4 separate regions of the Homo sapiens genome follow, and all the other regions are linked to region 2. A link is a loop called in an ENCODE intact Hi-C map of the cell type or tissue named here. Cell type or tissue: MCF 10A. All regions are shown on one strand. Region 1 overlaps GPR157 (G protein-coupled receptor 157). Region 2 has its middle 4.0 kb from the start of SPSB1. Region 3 has its middle 27 kb from the start of LINC02606. Region 4 has its middle 48 kb from the start of SLC25A33.

Evidence for each region. Peaks named below come from ENCODE experiments on the same cell type or tissue, not always from the same donor. Only the 100,000 strongest peaks of a DNase experiment are listed, where the experiment ranks them.
Region 1: a loop joins it to region 2, with 5 times the contacts of the local background. A loop is called at or near these places in 7 of 110 quality-filtered maps.
Region 3: it touches region 2 in a loop (23-fold over the local background); 93 of 110 quality-filtered maps call a loop at or near these places.
Region 4: a loop joins it to region 2, with 20 times the contacts of the local background. A loop is called at or near these places in 96 of 110 quality-filtered maps.

The regions. Positions count from the first base shown.
Region 1 is chr1:9,109,956-9,112,455 of GRCh38, reverse strand. GPR157 (G protein-coupled receptor 157) reads left to right here. Exons shown (of 4, transcript NM_024980.5): 2 at 967-1,180. Among named protein-coding and RNA genes, the nearest start is that of GPR157, 18 kb to the left of the region's middle. RefSeq lists an enhancer at 1,718-1,767. In MCF 10A, a CTCF peak has its summit at 1,506 (motif pointing left); a DNase peak (open chromatin) is centred at 1,605.
Region 2 is chr1:9,287,641-9,290,140 of GRCh38, reverse strand. No RefSeq gene overlaps it. Among named protein-coding and RNA genes, the nearest start is that of SPSB1, 4.0 kb to the left of the region's middle. In MCF 10A, a CTCF peak has its summit at 973 (motif pointing left); a DNase peak (open chromatin) is centred at 950.
Region 3 is chr1:9,455,011-9,457,510 of GRCh38, reverse strand. No RefSeq gene overlaps it. Among named protein-coding and RNA genes, the nearest start is that of LINC02606, 27 kb to the right of the region's middle. In MCF 10A, a CTCF peak has its summit at 1,554 (motif pointing right); a DNase peak (open chromatin) is centred at 1,570.
Region 4 is chr1:9,489,774-9,492,273 of GRCh38, reverse strand. No RefSeq gene overlaps it. Among named protein-coding and RNA genes, the nearest start is that of SLC25A33, 48 kb to the left of the region's middle. In MCF 10A, a CTCF peak has its summit at 1,040 (motif pointing right); a DNase peak (open chromatin) is centred at 1,033.

The sequences.
Region 1 (2,500 bases), 180 kb after region 2:
AGCCCAACACTGCCCTTAGAGGGGCCCCTACCTGAGCTTTATGTTTTCAAAGGTCCCCGTTGACCCTTGCCAGGTTCTGTTCCCCGCCATTGTGTAAGAAGTCCTCAAGGCCAAAGGGACACACTGCCCAAAGCCCACGTTCCCCCTCCTAGAGCCTGCCGAAGGTAAGCAGAACCCTGGAATTCCCTGCCCAGGCAACCCTAAGCCCCCAGTGTGTGCACTCCTAGACCCAAGGGCTGACCAGGGGGCGCTGATTGTTTGTGGCACATTTGCACGAGCATGGACAGGTGTTCGCACGCTGGTGCCCAAGGCTTCCTGGAACAGAAACCAGACAGGCCTCACGCAGTACCACTGTCTGCACCACAGGCCTGAAACCTGGGACAGCAGGACGTGACTCACAACAGTCACGACAGCAGCAAACACACACCTGCCTGGCCCTGTGCTCTGTACACACATGTATACAAAACTCTTCTTTTTTCTTTTTTTGAGATGGAGTCTCACTCTGTCACCCAGGCGGGAACGCAATGGCACAATCTCAGCTCACTGCAACCTCCACCTCCTGGGTTCAAATGATTCTCCTGCCTCAGCCTCCCAAGTAGCTGAGATTACAGGTGTGCACCACCACGCCCAGCTAATTTTTGTATTTCTGGTAGAGACAGGGTTTCACCATGTTGGCCAGCCTGGTCTCGAACTCTGTACACACATGTATGCAAAAGGAGCTGGGCACACGCTGGGAGCTGGCTGTCCCACGTCACTCCATTCTAATGCCAGTCCCCGAAGAATTCTAAAGTAGAGCCAGGCTCCCAGGGCAACACCTACCCCTTCTTATTTTCCAGGGCCACTGTGCCATCCAGGCTCTGGAGAGCATCCCCTTTCTGAAGGGCGTCCTCCGTCATTTTTGCGAAGGCTGACATTGCCGGGAGCCATGGCCTGACCCCGATGCCTCTTTCTCTCCTCCTTCCTCAGCTGGGGGGTCCCGTTGGTCATCACTGTGGCAGCCGTCGCCCTGAAGAAGATTGGCTATGACGCCTCGGACGTGTCTGTGGGCTGGTGCTGGATCGACCTGGAGGCCAAGGACCATGTCCTGTGGATGCTGCTGACGGGGAAGCTGTGGGAGATGCTGGCATATGTGCTGCTGCCTCTGCTGTACCTCCTGGTCCGGAAGCACATCAACAGAGCGGTAGGCGCTGCCCTTAGAGCTCAGGGCCCTCTGCATGGCCGCTGTGCCCAGGTGCAAGGCCTGGCATTGAGTTTGGCCCCCCGAGGGGACAGGTTGCGTCTCTGGGGACAGAACCAGTGATGGGCCAGAGGGGACCAGGCACTTACTGTGCACCAGACACCATGCAACACGCTGTGTTACACGGATCGTGCATTGGTTCCCACTGCCCCGTTAGGAGCCGGGTCCTGTTACTCCTTTGTAGATAAGGAAACGAGGCTTAGCCGATTAAGGGCCTGTGGGGGCACAGGGCTGCTGCAGACAGGGCTGCTGTGTCCTTGGTCATGGCCCTCTCCTGCCCCCTGGTGGACGGCCTGTGGTGGCTGCTTAAACTTGAGGAATTTAGCTAAAAGGTGAGGACAGACCCAAGGCCGGGCTGCCCCAGGGGAAGGGAAGACTGTGGAATTTCACAATCAGTGACGCAAATAACTCACCTAACTTTTCCTAGTGATTTATTATATCCTAAATGGCAGGGGTTTCCAGAATTCAGAAATGAGTAGGCTGGGCTGGCTGGAGAGCCTACGAAAGAATGGCTTTCCTCTGACACCTTGGCCCAGTTCCTCCTTGTTCCTGCCTCCCAGTCTGCACATGTGGAACTAGGGGCTTCCTCCTGGCCACAAGCAAACGCCTGCAAAAGGCCACAGATTAACCCATTCTTTGATCCACTCGGTCACTCATTCTGTATGTTATTTTAGTTTTATTTATTTATTTATTTTTGAGACAGGGTCTTGCTCTGTCGCCCAGGTTGGAGTGCAGTGGCACAATCTCGGCTCACTGCAACCTCTGCCTCCCAGGTTCAAGTGGTTCTCCTACCTCAGTCTCCCGAGTAGCTGGGATTATAGGCACGTGCCGCCACGCCCAGCTAATTTTTGTTCTTTTAGTAGAGGCAGGGTTTCACCATGTTGGCCAGGCTGGTCTGGAACTCTTGACCTCAAGTGATCCGCCCACCTCGGACTCCCAAAATGCTGGGATTACAGGCGTGAGCCACCGCGCCCGGCCTCATTCAGTATGTTTTTACCGAGCATCTCCTAGCACCAGAGTGCTGTATAGCATGGGAGTTCATCTTGAGGACTCAGACATGGATCCTGCCCTCCTGGAGAGAGGCAGAAGTGCAAGTAACTACAGGCAAAGATTCAATGTGAGGAGTGGCTGGGGCAGTAAGATAGGTCCAGAGGAAATGCTCTGAATTTAGACTTCCGGGCTCATCCTGCAGGCTTGCTGGAGTGAGTCCCTGTGTTTCTATTTGCCCTCTGAGTTTTCAGGGCTGAAATTGTAGGAGGGTGT
Region 2 (2,500 bases):
CGGGAGGGAGGTGGCTCTGGGCTCCCAGTGGTGTCATCCCCAACCCCCTCCCCAACTCCACCCCACCCCCACACACATTTTATCACTTGCATCAGCACAATTTGCTCATGTCTTTAATCTGTCTCCGGGAAATGGTGAAGAGAAACTTGATAGATGGTGAATTAGCATCAGCTGCTTTTTCTGATGATGGTTCTGAGCCTTGAGCTCTTAGCACAGAATCCTGCTGCCCTCACAAGTGTTAAAGGCTGCCATCTTCTCTGAATCCCTTTTGCTGATTGGAGCAAATGTGCAAAGGATTTGGTAATAGACAAACCCAATGCAACCCCCAGCTCTGCTATTCATCAGCTGTGTGACCTTGAGCAAGTTACTTAACCTTTCTGAGATTTCCTGTTCTCATCTGTAGAACTGCTCTACACATTTCCCCAGAAACTGGGGAGGTGGTGCAATCATTCAACCAACATTAACTGAACACAATTAATTGTGCTAGAATGAAATCAAGGATTTTGAGAATTTTCAAGATAATAGGTTTTTTTTTTAAAGAAAAGCTTGGTATCCACAACACAGAATTGTAGCAAGATCCACCAGAACATGAAGAACACTGAAGCATATTAATAAAATCTACATCTATTATGCATCCTTAGCATAAGATGTGTACTTATCTCATGATGCAAAACAGAAGTAGAGTGTTTATATGTTAATTAAAAAAAAAAAATAGAGGCAGGGTCTTACCATGTTGCCCAGGCTGGTCTTGAACTTCTGGGCTCAAGTGATCTTCTTGCCGTGGCCTCCCGAAGTACTGGGATTATAGGCATGAGCCATCACAGCTGACTTCTCGCAGAATTTTGATCTCATAATATTCCCTAATTTAGTACATTGATTCATTTTGTAGATCATTTGGTCATAAATTACTGTAGTGCTCACACTGGATCACATCTTGTCAGACAGCGACGCCTGCTGGCAAAGCATGATATTGCACTATAGCTCTATCAGACTTTGTTAATCACGAATAAAGGAAAAGACTAAGAGCAAAGTTTTGGGGAGATTTAAATGAGACATTAGATGATAAACAGGCTTGGAAAGAGTTCCTATGACTTTGAGAAAAAAATAATAAAGAGATGATATTGGGTTTGGGACAATAACTATTGCAAAGTTCTTCAAAAACACAGTGAAGTAACAGCAGACTGTGATATTGGTGCCTATCTTAAATCTTCACCAGTTGCTTTTAACAGTATTTCAGTTTATTTCTATCCATGGGACATCTTGAATATACATTATAATATAATTAATTAATTTTAATAGTATTAATGTAGTAAAACTCCATTAAACAATCAAAGTGAAACCCCCTCCAAGTATTTATTATTTGGCCCTTCAGTATTTATTTTTATTAAAAATTTAGGAACCTAATGAATAAATATGGAACAGTGCTGTTCTGCATGCTGGAGAGTGATAAACAACATGGACCAGGCTCTGGGCCTTAGAGAATTTCCATTTCAGTGGGAGAGACCAATAGTAAACAATAAATGAGATCATTCCAGATGGTAACAGTGTTAACAAATAATCATTTTATATAAGTTTGCTCTGTGATCTTTTTTTTTAAACTTAGAGAGGGAGAAAGACCTGTATTCAGTGGCTTCAGTTCAAATTTTAAGACTCTATATAAATATTCTAGAAAAGGTCACCTTTCTGTCTCAAATAACAGATCAGAGACTTCCAATAGTCAGGGATACATCTCACCCTCCTGTTCCCCACCACAGGGCTTGCTGTGTTTGGTCAACACCCTGACAAAGAGTCCAAACCGACAGGTCCAGCTTCTCTGCTCCATCCTCATCTCAGGATGCCCCTGTCCCCAGCCAGAGGATCAACGGCCTCATTCATTCAGCAAGCATTTATTGGATGTAAGTTGTATGCCTTGCTCTGTGCTGGGAGGTTTTAAAGTTAGTGTTGATCCCATGAGGGACCAGATTGGAGAATGAGAGTGAATTAGCTCCCATTCTGCCTCATTCCTGGAAAAATACGCCCAGGAGCTTGGAGCGTCAGTCCTGCCACCCTTCTTTTTTCTCAGAGGGAGTCTCACTCTGTTGCCCAGGCTAGAGTGTAGTGGCATGATCTTGGCTCACTGCAACCTCCACCTCCCAGGTTCAAGGGATTCTCCTGCCTCAGCCTCCCTAGTAGCTGGAGCTACAGGCACCCGTCACCATGCCTGGCTAATTTTTGTATTTTTTAGTAGAGATGGGGTTTCACCATGTTGGCCAGGCTGGTCTTGAACCCCTGAGCTCAAGTGATCTACCTGCCTCAGCCTCCCAAAGTGTTGGGATTACGGGTGTGAGCCACCACACCCAGTCTGTCCTGCCACCCTTCTGCACAGAGCTTGGCACATTCCAGCTGAAAACTCAGTGATGCCGGCTCTGGGAGGGCTGTTTCAGTTGGGATGTCCTGGATCTTTCTCTTCAGGAGATATCAGGTTGGAAGAAGAAATAATTAAGGGACCCAAACCCATAGA
Region 3 (2,500 bases), 170 kb before region 2:
TAGGGTTTCTTTTGGAGGGCTAAAAATGTTCAAAAATGGGTTGTCCTGATGGTCGCACAGCTCTGTAAATATACTAAAGCACTGTGTGTTTAAAAGGGTCAATTGTAGGGCCTGTGAATTACTACTCAATAAAAAATTGTGTGCCACGGAAGTAAAACTAAAAAAAGTGGATAAGGGTGAGAGCGGTAGGCATTTTGGAGATGAGGAACGGAAGCATCGGTGGAGGAAGGAGTTGGGGACACAGCTTCAGTGCAGTCCCCCTCACCATGTCCCCGTTCAGAGGGCAGACCCTCCCCACCAACACTCCCACCAAGACTCTGAGTCTAAGAAAACTCTTATTTTCCTGATCCACCATGAGTACAGGATGCTTTCAAGTTTCATCACTGGTGTTCTTGTACTTCAAGAAAACAAAAAACAAAAAACCTCTCTAAAATGTGGTGCGTTGAAGCCAGGGAGTAAATGCAACCTGTAGATCTTCAGGGGGATTGATGACGTCATGATGGAATCTTCTGAATTTCTTTCTCAGGCTCCCCCCTGGGCCTTCCAAGACCTGACTCATGGACCTTCAAACCCTCTGCAGGGGCTGGGTGGGCCAGCAACCTCCAGGTGTGAGCGCCAGGGCACAGGGAGGTCATTCTTGCCCAATCCCCAATGGAGGCCGTGTCTCATCCCTCCAGGAAACTGCAGAAAGTTCGGAAGGACCCCCCCCCCACGCTGAACCACACATATGGCACAGACAGGAATTCCTTCTTGATTCCCAGTGGCTCCAGGTTCACGCCTAGAGTGCCCCTTATCAATGCTACAGAGCGATAGATGTGATTTATGGGAATCAAATCACCCAGCCTTGGATGAGAAGCTCAGTCTGAGACCTGGAATTATCAGGCAAGTAAGTCCGAGCTTGGAGAGATTTCTTGAAGCATTAGTGCCGTGTCCAGAACTCCCTACAACTTTCTTTAGGCCTTGAGTCGGGTCCTGGGAAGGACAGAACCCTCTTCTTTGGCCTTTCAAAATATTTCCACCAGACCCAGAGGAAAAGTCCTGGTGTTGGGTTGTCCCAAGACCATCTCTTTCACAAGCCTTAGAACTCATTTTTATTTTCCCTGACATTCTGGATAATGATGTTTGACAAGTACTTTTATTCCAGATGAGAGATGCTTGGGCCAACCTGGAGGCTGCCTGATGTCTGCTCAGTCTTAACCTGGAGACAGGTCCTGCTGCTGCAGCGATGGCTGGGTAGGATGGCGTTACGGCCTCTTTTCCCGGGGCAGCACCTGGGGCCAGGAGGCCTAAGCCCCGTTGGCCTTCCAGCTTTGGGTTGCTCTCAGCCCTTTGCCCGCCTGTGCATCTCCAGCTGGGATAAGCACCTCTCTCCTAATTTGGCTGGAATCTAAATGAGGTCTTCCAACATGCAACCACATCAGCTCCATGTTGCCCAAAGGGGCAGACTCCGTGCAAAGCTCTGAGCCTTAGGCTGTGCGCCGTGGGGTCTTTACAGCAGGGGGACACCCAGGCTGGGCTCCTGGGAGGGACTCAGCCCCACTCTCGCCAGAGGGCGCCACACTCCTCCTTTATCACCATCCTGGCCTCGCTTCCGAGTTTCAGAGGCTCAGGAGAGGGGTCGGGCAGCCCTTCCAGGGAGAATTCTCACAGCTGCACCACTCTGCAAACGACTCACAGGCGTTGCAGTTTCCTATCGGGTCGCTGAATGATTTTATGAGGGAAAAACAGCTGACCTGGCCATGGCTCTTCTTCCATAAAATAATCAATTTTTGTATTTAGCAACAGCAGGCCACAAACCGAGTTTCTTCCTTGGCTTCCATTCCAGTTTATGAGTCAAAAATAATTTTCCCCTTTTGCAAGTCCAACATCGATCCCACTTGGAAGCCGCGGTGGTCAAGAGATTCCTCAGAAATGAACCTGACAAAATGGAGCTGGTGACAGTTTTCCTTTCTCTAAAAAACTTCTACCGAAACAGACTCTATTAATCGCGGGTGCAGCTACTATTCCAAGAAACTGCGTGAAGACATTTTTTTCTTTCTCAGTAGCTGTTCATCACCGTGAAGGAGACGATGACGAGGTTCCCAACCCAAGCACTGGGCTACGCGCCTCTTCCACGCTGCACGAGACGAGGTTGGTCCAGGCACGGAATTTCCATGGCCCTAGCTCTCGCTGTGCATGGGGGTCATGAGTGAAAGCTGCTCAGAGCATTTTTTGAGGGAGCCCAGCCCAGGAACCCTGTGGGTTGAGTGGTGAAGCCAGAGATGGGGTTTCACCATGTTGGCCAGGCTGGTCTCAAACTCCTGACCTCAAGTGATCCACCTGCCTCGCCCTCCCAAAGCGCTGGGATTACAGGCATGAGCCACTGTGCCCAGCCCGGAATTCCATTTTAAAAGGCCAGAGGTTTAGGGGTTTTGGTTTGAAACGGCAAATGAATGCATATACTTAACCCTTCCTCTAAACTCCATCAAAATAACAGCAAAGAAATTTTTAAAAACTGTAA
Region 4 (2,500 bases), 200 kb before region 2:
AATTGCAAGTTAAAAAAAAAAAAAGGTAAACACAGAACCTAAAGATAAAAAGATTTAAATGGAAGATCAACCAATCTCAGTGGATCCTGATTCAAACTAACTTTAAAAAAAGAACAGCTGGGCGCAGTGGTTCACGCTGGTAATCCCAGCACTTTGGAAGGCCAAGGCAAGAGGATCTCTTGAGGGTAGGAGTTCAAAACCAGCCTGGGCAACACAGTGAGGCCCTACAAAAATTTTTTTAAAAGAACATTTTTGTCATTGATAAGACTGTTGATAATATGACACTGATAAGTGAGCGGTGTTGAAAAATTTATTTTAGGTGTGTATAATAACATTGTGGTGATGTTTAAGATACCTTATCTTTTATGCATGCACAAGTATTTACAGACGGAATAATATGTTATCTGGGATTGGCTTTAACATAGCACAGTTGGGGGTAGTGCATGCAGGTGAATATGAAATGAGAATGAGATTGGTCAAGGGCTTTTTTTTTTTTTTTTTTGAGATGGAGTCTTGCTCTGTCGCCCAGGCTGGAGTGCAGTGGCGTGATCTCGGCTCACTGCATCCTCTGCCTCTGGGATTTAAGCGATTCTCCTGCCTCAGCCTCCTGAGTAGCTGGGATTACAGGCGCCCGCCACCACGCCCGGCTAATTTTTTGTATTTTTAGTAGAGACGAGGTTTCGCCATGTTGGCCGGGCTGGTCTCGAACTCCTGACCTCAAGTGATCCACCCACCTCTGCCTCCCAAAGTGCTGGGATTACAGGCGTGAGCCACTGTGCCCGGACGAGTGTTGTTAATTGTTTGTGAGATTATTCTGTTTTTTAATGTTTGAAACTCTCCATAATATAATGTTCTTAACAATTAGAAAAGAGATTTTGCAGGGGCTGGGACTGACCTTATTTGAGTGTGAAGGGACCCACGTTATGAGAGGCACGCAGTGGGCTGGGAGAAAGTGCTGGACAAGTCACACTTGGTCCAGCTGCCAGCTGCCTCCAGATGCGGCTTTCTATGGCTCAGTGTCCGCCAGGGGGAGCCCGAGACCAAGCTAACCCACCCAGGACCGAGAAGCTGGGCAAGGGCTGAACCTGGGTGACCGGCTCTGAGATCTGCTGAGATTGCAAACGCCTTGGTGGGGGAAACTTTACACACAAACCTGAGACGTGCATGAGGCGAAGGCGAGGGCCAACTTTTGGGCCTCCCAAAGTTCTGTGATTACAGGCATGAGCCACCACACCCAGCCTTATTTTATTTTTTCAGATGGGGTCTTTCTCTGCTGCCCAGGCTGGAGTGCAGTGGCACGATCATAGCTCACTGCAGCCTTGAACTCCTGGCATCAAGTGATCTTCCTGTCTCACCTCCCAAAATGCTGTGGTTACAGGCATGAACCACCGTGCCCAGCCGTGAGCAGACTTTGTTCCCTCCCATGCTGAAGCTGAGAGTATGATGGGGGCCCCTGGGCCTCCTGCCCTTTCCCTTGGCGAGCTTGGTCGAAAACACGGAAGTTGCAGATTGCTACGACAGTCTCTAGACTGCCTGATGAAACTGGCTCCTCGGAAAGCAGACTCTGAAGAGTTGGCTTCCACAGCACGGGTTCACATCCCACAATACACACATGTGTGCTGCCCATGTGCATGCCCCGGGAATCAGATCAGGGTGACGAGCCATTACAGTTCACACAGGCCTAACCCCCCACCTCAAAACATTGCTATGGGGACAGTAAAATGGATTGCATGGCCCATGGATTGGCAGTTCCTCAGAAAGCTGGACATGGAGTTACCATATGACCCAGAAATTCCACTTCTAGGTATATACCCAAGAGAATTGAGAACTATGTTGGCACAAAAACTTGCAGCTAGCAGCATTATTCATAATAGCCCCCAAGTGGAAACAACTCAAATATTCATCAACAAATAAATAAATGAAATGTGTAGATTTCTTTTCTTTTTTTTTTTTTGAGACGGAGTTTCGATCTTGTTGCCCAGGATAAAGTGCAATGGTGTGATTTCAGCTCACTGCCTCCCAGGTTCAAGTGATTCTCTTGCCACAGCGTCTCGGGTAGCTGGGATTACAGGTGTGCACCACCAGGTCCGACTAAGTTTTGTATTTTTAGTAGAGACGGGGTTTCACCATGTTGGTCAGGCTGGTCTTGAACTCCTGACCTCAGGTGATCTGCTCATCTTGGGCCTCCCAAAGTGCTGGGATTACAGGCGTGAGCCAACATGCCTGGTCTAGAATGTGTAGATTTTTAAAAACACACACAGTGAAATACTGTTCAGGCCGGGCGTGGTGGCTCATGCCTGTAATCCCGGCACTTTGGGAAGCCAAGGCACGTGGATCACTTAAGGTCAGGAGTTTGAGACCAGCCTGGCTAACATGGTAAAACCCCATCTCTACTAAAAATAAAAATTAGCCAGACATGATGGCGTGCACCTGTAGTCCCAGCTACTCAGAAGGCTGAGGCAGGAGAATTGCTTGAACCCAGGAGGCAGAGATTGCAATG